2 separate regions of the Homo sapiens genome follow, and region 1 is linked to region 2. A link is an interaction called in ENCODE POLR2A ChIA-PET data of the cell type or tissue named here. Cell type or tissue: CD4-positive, alpha-beta T cell. All regions are shown on one strand. Links, peaks and the distances in the headings refer to the core of each region. The heading gives the core; the rest is flanking DNA.

Evidence for each region. ChIA-PET counts read pairs that join two places held together with the same protein. Peaks named below come from ENCODE experiments on the same cell type or tissue, not always from the same donor. Only the 100,000 strongest peaks of a DNase experiment are listed, where the experiment ranks them.
Region 1: POLR2A ChIA-PET joins it to region 2 with 16 read pairs; 7 of 35 experiments call an interaction of 5 or more read pairs at or near these places.

The regions. Positions count from the first base shown.
Region 1 is chr5:76,541,360-76,545,345 of GRCh38, reverse strand. All of the region lies in intron 2 of IQGAP2 (IQ motif containing GTPase activating protein 2), which reads right to left. Among named protein-coding and RNA genes, the nearest start is that of F2RL2, 80 kb to the left of the region's middle. RefSeq lists a silencer at 751-800. In CD4-positive, alpha-beta T cell, for the core only: a CTCF peak has its summit at 841 (motif pointing right); DNase peaks (open chromatin) are centred at 845 and 2,075; H3K4me3 peaks cover 1,683 bases; H3K27ac peaks cover 2,500 bases.
Region 2 is chr5:76,323,817-76,327,802 of GRCh38, reverse strand. SV2C (synaptic vesicle glycoprotein 2C) reads right to left here. Exons shown (of 13, transcript NM_014979.4): 13 at 1-2,439. The coding sequence ends at 2,256. Among named protein-coding and RNA genes, the nearest start is that of SV2C-AS2, 14 kb to the right of the region's middle. RefSeq lists an enhancer at 1,872-2,371. In CD4-positive, alpha-beta T cell, for the core only: no CTCF peak of the experiment used is centred there; a DNase peak (open chromatin) is centred at 1,722; H3K27ac peaks cover 2,164 bases.

The DNA of each region.
Region 1 (3,986 bases), core at 719-3,218, 220 kb before region 2:
GTTTTAAAATTGTAGTGGAAACTGGTGCAATTTCAGACCACCACACATTTCCTCTCCACGGCATGTCCCTTGCTCCCAAACAGTAGCTGCCTTTTATGATGCCACTTCTGTTCGGTCCATTTCTAATTTTCCTTGTGTTTAACAAGATTGAAAGGCTGCAGGAAATCATCATTAATAAGAAATATTTAATCATATCGCTATTGTATACACATCCATGTTACACAACAGTGTAACAATTGTATAGTTTTATATACATAGTTATGTGTATATATGTATGTATATGTAGAGATAACTATATAGAAGAAAACTATAGATATGTATATATGTACTGTATACAACTACATATGTATATATTTACATATAGTACATATATACATATATACTGTATATAACTACATATATACTGTAGACATATATATGTACTGTATATAACTACATACATACTGTATAGAACTACATATAGTTCTATCGCTATAGAGTTACCTATAAAGTATGGATAACTATTCAGAAATTATTCCCACTAGGCTACAAAAGAAACTGGCAATAATGTTTACCTTTGGGAAGGGGAACTGGGTGGGAGAAAGATATAATTTTCACTGTCCCCTCCTTTGGGCCTTTTACATTTTGCACCACGTGTATATATGACCAAAAAAAATTAAAGCACTTAATTAAGCAACCACTCACTCTGTACACATAACATTACACAGTAGGCTTAAGAAGTAAAGTGTTCCAATTATACCAGAAGCAGTAAAAATCTGACCAAGTTCTCTCTAAGCTGCATCCTGGTGTGCCTTAGCTAGATCCATCTCCACCCAGCACAACCACAGGCAGCTCACAAGGTGGCAGCATTTGCTGCTGTGCTTGGCTATATGTCCTTGATTTTATATGTAGGTTAATAATCAATTAGAGCCCTGCCACCCAGAATATCCTCCTAGGCCCCAAGTCGGCTGGGAACTGCTCTCTCTGTCAAGTGGCCCTGTCCTTGAGTCTCAGTGCTTCTTGGCTCTGAGGATTGTAGACTCTCTTGTGAACCATCGTGGGCTGTAGGAACCCCTGGGGGATTCAGGGTCTTTACTCCTTGACAAAGAAGGCATGTTAAAAATTGTTTCAAATGAAGGTTCTTATCTTAGAAGTCAGTTTATTTACTGTCTGCCAGCTTTTTGGTCAGAGCAGCAGACATTTGGGGTGCCATGGCCATGGGAACAGGAAGATGATGAGAGGAACAGGCTGCCAGGAAAGCGTGGCTTTGGACTGGCTAGAAAGTGATGCCTACCAGGACCCATTCCTACAGCATGTTCAGGAATGGGGCATCTTAACTGCTATCCACAGTAAATTCTCACTCAGAAAGACTTGCAGGCGCTTAGGAGTTTCCAGACAGATAGTTAAGTACCATTTCACCTGCCTAACAATTTCATTATTGTTCTGTATTGACATAGACATCAGAAATAGAGAAAACTTCTTTCTGCGGCACACCCTAATGGGGGGAAATGTAAGTCAACCTGACAAAACAAAAACAAAAACAAAAAACAAAAAACCTCGTCCCATCTACCTTGAGAAATAAAAGACAAGTGGAGCTTTTAGGAGGGAGGGGCAAGATGAAGCCAGGAAACAAACTGTTACAAAATAAGAAAATACAAGTCCAAACTCACAACTGACTACTATGCCCAGTCAGGAAAAAGAAGACAGATAAGAAGAGATTGATGGATGCAAAAAGAAACTGGCTGAGAAGCAGAAGACAAACACATGCACCACAGGTTTCCCTGACAGGAAGCACAAATCATTGGTACTGACTTGGTGACAACGAGGTTCCCAGCTCCATCTCCTGGGCAAATGATCAACAGCTCCTCAGAGAAACATGCTGGAGGGCCGTGATGCCTGAGAGTGAAGGCAAGGAGGCCGGTCCACCTAGGCTCTGAGGCCCGCTTGCACATTTACGTCCCTCCAACCATCATCAAGCACTGGCTCTTGATCACTGAAATGCTTCACCTTTAATGAAGTCATTAGCGACCACACAGAGAGACGGGCTGAAAACCACAAGGGGTGTCATGCGAAGGTTTGAGGGAACAGGAGCTGGTTATAAGAGAACTCTATTCCACTCTGGCGTTCTTGAGTTTCAGGAAATATGGCTTGAGCAGCAGTACAGCCAGCTCTGTGCAATAACAAATCATGCTGCGAGGGTGTTCTGGGCCGGCTTGGGTTTCACAATGCCTCCATTTCATGGCTGTGACGCAGCTTCACCCTACACCTTCCAGTACTGATTATCTGTAAGACACAGGATCTGAAGCGGCCAATTATCATCTTCACAATCTAAACAGCTACAGCCATTGCTAACTGTATTTCCTGACCACAGACATGAAACATTTGTATTTCTTGTGCCTTAATTCTAGCATATACAAAGACTATTAAATGAATGGGCACACACACAGATATAAAGTCCTTACATATGTGAAAAGATTTCTCTATAACGTAAACAGTGGATACAACTAGCAAGCAGAGGCCTACAATTAGGTGGCAATGACAGAAGAGCCACTCTATGTTAGAATGTGGCAGAGCTAAAAGGGTGTATCTACCTGATGGGCAGATGCAAAACATGATATCCAATTGTTCCAGGTATGAGGAGACAAATTTAATGCAACTTTTAACCAGTAGAAACCAATCTGTTGATAAGACCTGTCCCTCAAGGGGCTCAAGGGATGCAAGGATAAATGAAGAGATTTCAGATTTTATCAGGAAAGAAAGTGTCAGTGGAGGTATTAAGTAGCTAGGTAGAACAGAAGTATTAGTCATATCTAATCACCTCGATTATTTATATAAGTTGGAATAAATCCAAACTAACTTTAGCCTCAGAAAATCCACTCTAACAGGGCGGGCTTGGAAACAGATACCTGCAGGGGTGAGGCCGGTACCGGTAAGGAACGAAGCTGGCTGGGTGGGGGCTGTAAGCAACTTGGCTCTAGCTCACAGCTACTTGTGGAAATGTGGACCACAAGGGCCTGACCTTTGGGATTTCTTGAAAAGTGGAAGATTCAGATTTTTTATGAGTTCTTCTGTTTTTTTAAATGCTCACAACTAACTGAAAAATAGTGGCCGGGCACAGTGGCCCATGCCTGTAATCCCAACACTTTGGGAGGCCAAGGCAGGAGGACTGCTTGTGCCCAGCAGTGTGACACCATCTCTATCAATTTTTTTTTTTAATTAGTATGGCATGGTGTTGCATGCCCATAGTCCCACCTACTCAGAGGGCTGAGGTGGGAGCATTGCTGCAGCCCAAGAGGGTGAGGTTTCAGTGAGCTGTGATTGCACCACTTCATGCTAGTCTGGGTGACAGAACAAGTCGCTGTCTCAAACACATACACACATACACGCACACAAAAAATAAACATTCTGCACGTTGAATCAAATACATCTAAAACTCTTATTACAGTATTTCAAAGGAGATGAAACTATGCTCTGCATGTTCTCATATAAGTGAAGGTTGGCTATGAGTTTATAGCGGGGGAAAGCTGCTCTTTCCAGCATTCTTGAAAAGTAGAGCTTTCTTAATGACAAGCAGGTATATAAAAGTAGAACTGGGACACCAGGGAAATGCACATCAAAACTGTAATGCAATATTACTTTATTAAGATGGCTACTGGTTTTAAAGAAACAGAAAATAACAAATGATGGTGAGGATGATGAGAAGTTGAAACACTTATGAACTGTTAGTGGGAATGTAAGATGGGGCAGCCACTGTGGAAAACAGTTTGGTGGCTCCTCAAAAAGTGAAACGTAGAATTACTTTGTGATCCAGTATAGGTATTATAATATCCCCAAAGAATTAGAAGCAAAGACTCAAATATATACCTGCACCCCATGTTAACTGCAGCATCAGTCATGATCACCAAAACATGGAAACAACTCACGTGCCCAGCAACAGATGAATAGATAAACAAAATGTGGTATATATCCATACAATACAAAGTTATTTGGCCACGAAAAGGAATAAA
Region 2 (3,986 bases), core at 559-3,058:
GAGATGTTTTATGCATTTAGACCCCAGAGCAGACATTAGAGATATTTTGAAAAGTAAAGGTAGTCTAGTTAGCAAAGTGAACTATCACAGAGGACTAGAGACAGCGATGCCCATGTACATTTCTATTTTTCTTTTGATGGGTTGATGGAGATGCACTCCTGGCTTTTGCAGTTATTTCTGCACATGCTGCATTCAACTAAAAGACCTGCTCAGGTCCCCAAATGTCTTTTTAAAGAAGACAAATCAGGGAGAGATAGGTGGGAAAATGGGTACATGTGGAAGAAGAAAAACATACAGGGTACTTTCTTGGGTTGTTTGACTGCTGTCTTTGTTCTCCAATAAAATGATAGGAGGCAGAAGTGAGAGAAAGTTGTTTCTTTCCCTGTGCGGTTGGTATCTTTCAAATGCATCTTGTCTAGCCTTCAGTGATTTTTCTTCTTCCTGCCACCTTTGCAGTTTTTGGTTCGGGTTTTCCTGATGTTCTAGCCCTGATCACAGACCCCCAGGGAACCACCCTCTTCCCACTGCCCCCAACACCAGTCTTCCCCCCTCTGCAGACCTGAATTACTTCAAGGGGAAGTCGATTAATGGCTTATGTTAATGAAAGAAGCTTTTCACTTAGTCTGAGCTCTGCGAGGGATCATTAGGAAGGGGAGGGGGAGGCAGGGGGGCCTCAGGGGAGTTAGGACATCTCTGAAAATAATGATCAGTGGAAACAAAAGCTTTCCCTTCCTGGAGGCCCCAAGCTATGGCTTGCCTGAAAATGCCTATAATAAGTAACAAGAATAAACCTCTATCGAGGCAGTTAAAAAAGGAATATTGTTTAAATATGGGATTTATTCCTGGCTTCTGGTCATTGGCTGCAAGTCTACAAGGAAGGTTCAGATTTCAAAGAAGAGGTGTAAAAAGGACGAGCCTGGGGGAAGGGGAGCCTGAGAGGCGAGAAGGTCATGTAGCTGACAGCGGGCCCGTGGGAATGTCCTGGCTGACCTCTTTCTTCCAAGCCCAGGCAGATTCCAGAGGTAAAATGAGCAGTCAAACAACCACAGGGAGATGGTCTGTCTGTGAGAGGGGCCCTCAGGAGTGCAGGCGGGCTGTGATTTTACAGGGAGCCAGGAGCGCATTGAGCAGTGGGCCAGCCCTGGGGAAGCTAGAGGGACAAACCCTCTTTGCTGATGCCAGCTGGGAAGCTGAATGTCAACTGCGGGCCAGGTGGGGTGGGGGTCCTGGCGGGCCAGTCCCACAGCAAAGAGGTACTGGAAAGAGGTACCATTTTGTATTTCCAAATGGCTCTGGGTGTGAATTTCTTCCTAATTTGCAATTTACAATTTAGCTATCCACTGGCAATCTCTAGACTAGAGACAGTGTGGGTAAGTGGCAGAATCAGGTAGGCAGACAGTTTTTAAGAAGCAGCTTTCTTTCCCTGAATCTGCTGTCTGGCAAGACCAAGGGCAGCTGAAGGAGTGGGAGTGGTAAATGGAGGCAGAAGCTCTCTCTCGGATCTCTGATTTTCAAACATTCTGAACCACATGCCACAGTCACAGATACTGTTACAGTTCTTTTTCCTCACACTTTTCAGAGGTTTAATTGGGCTTTCTGACAGAAATCTTGCTTATGCAGCACACTCAGATTTTTGCTGCTAATTGCAGAGCTTTTATTTTTCTTGTCAGCGGTCACCTTAATTGTCTTGCCCCAAAGAGCCCCACCCAGCCCTGTTTGGTGCCACATGGTTTTCTTTGAAAGGCTCTGCTATAACAGTGAGAATTACTGGGTGTCCTTTTCTAAGTAAACAGGAAATATCACTCTGTTAGAAAAAAAAAAAAAAAGAATCCCTCTTCTCAGCACAAATGCAATAATGTGCCGACTTATATTTCCTGTTAATGTTAAATTAGGAGCAGGATCTATTTCTTACACCAGCCCAGTCTTCTTAGCTTCTAAACTTTCAATGAGCAGAACCCCAGGGAAGCCTGGCTGCCTAGGGCATTTTAGAAATGCTTCCACTGATTTGCGGGAGGCAGTAGCATCACAGTTTGGAAAGATAACAATGCATTCAAACAAAACAAAACAAACAAACAACCTGTGCAAAATCACAAAGGGGCAAGATGATATGCTTCTAAATTTTAAGTCACAGCACGTGTTTATGTTCTGATACTTGATCACCTTTCTATATAGGAAAACTCTGAAGCCTTGAGTCAGGAAGGAGAATTGACCCAGGGCAGGAGGAAGAAACGCAGGAAGGATGGCTTTTTTTCCCATTACATCAGAACCTGGGTTCGTGTGTCAGGCAGGCACAGCCCAACGAGTCCTCCACACACGAGCACAGTAGAAGCCAGCAGGATGGGGATTGATTTGGTGATGCTGACCAGAGAGCCAAATATTAAGTTTCCCAGGACGGCTGCTGCCTTGCATAGCGCATTTAAGAAGCCAAAGCCTGTTGCCCTGCAAAGGAAAGAGACATGAACAAGGTTGAGAAAATGCCTCCCCATGATTCCAACTTTAGACCAAAAGATCCTAGATTTTCAATGATCTTCCCTCAGATTGTGTTGTATATCAGTGGAGCAAATCAATGCTTGTTAGCAAATCTGGGAGTAGAGAATCCTAGCTGTTGGTATTGTTCCTCCAGCCCTCTGTTGACTTTCTTACCATAGCTTCCATTGACTCTTACTCTGCCTGTAAGTCCCAATGTATTGTGAACAGAAAGAGAGAAAAAATTGTAGGGAGTACGAAACATCTCTAGTGGTTTAACGTTGTTGGAAGGAAGGGTCTTTTTCATTTTTATAGAGATTAGGTCTTGCTCGGTTGCCCAGGCTGGAGTGCAGTGGCATAGTAATAGTTCACTGCAGCCTCAAACTCCTGGGCTCAAGCAATCTTCCCACCTCAGCCTCCTGAGTAGCTAGGACTACAGGTGCACACCACCATACACAGCTAATTTTTATTTTTATTTTTGTAGAGATAGGGTCTTGCTATGTTGCCCAGGTGAGTACACTGGTACAATGATAACTCACTGCAGCCTCCACTTCGCAGGTTCAAGTGATCCTCCTACCTCAGCCTCCTGAGTTGCTACTTGGGACTACAAGTGTGTACTGCCATGCTCAGCTATTTTTTTTTTTTAAATATTTGTAGAGATGGGGGTGTCCTCCTGCGTTGCCCTGGCTGGTCTCAAACTCCTGGGCTTAAGCAATCCTCTTGTCTTGGCCTCCCAAAGTGCTGGGATTACAGGCATGAGCCACTATACCCTGCAGGAAGGGTCTCTTAAAACAAACTTTAATCCTCCTCTATCCAAACTCTTCTCTCAGGAACAAAACAGGCATAAAGCGCAGTTCATTAGAGAGAGGCAGGTCACCTCTGCTCAGTGTGGGAAAAGCTGGGTTACCTCCTCTTATCCCAGGCAAAGGGTGGAGAGGGTGATATAGAAAAATTGAGCAGTTTCTCATCTCTTTACAAGAGTGACTTGTTATTTTGTTTTGTAAATTCCCATAATTTCAGAAACATCTATGTTTAAATGGAAATTTAAATTTCATTCCAAAGTTAAAATGTATGGCAGGCTGAGCAGGGTGTCTTACACCTGTAATCCCAGCACTTTGGGAGGCTGAGGTTGGAGGATTTCTTGAACCTAGGAGTTTGAGACCAGCCTGGGCAACATAGCAAGACCCTGTCTCTATCAGATAAGTAAAGAGAAAAAAAACTGTTGTTAAGTGCAACAATATATTTACTTAGATTTGTTACTCCCTATTTTCTTTAATTAATTATGTTCATGCTAAGTGTTTTATTTTTTATTTATTTTGTATTTTACTTTCAGTTCCGAGATACATGTGCAGAACGTGCAGGTTTGTTACATAGGTATACATGTGCCATGGTGGTTTGCTGCACCTATTGACCCATCCTCTAAGTTCCCTCCCCTCACTCCCCATCCCCTAAACAGGCCCTGGTGTGTGTTGTTCCCCTCCCTATGTCCATGTGTTGTCATTGTTCAACTCTCATTTATG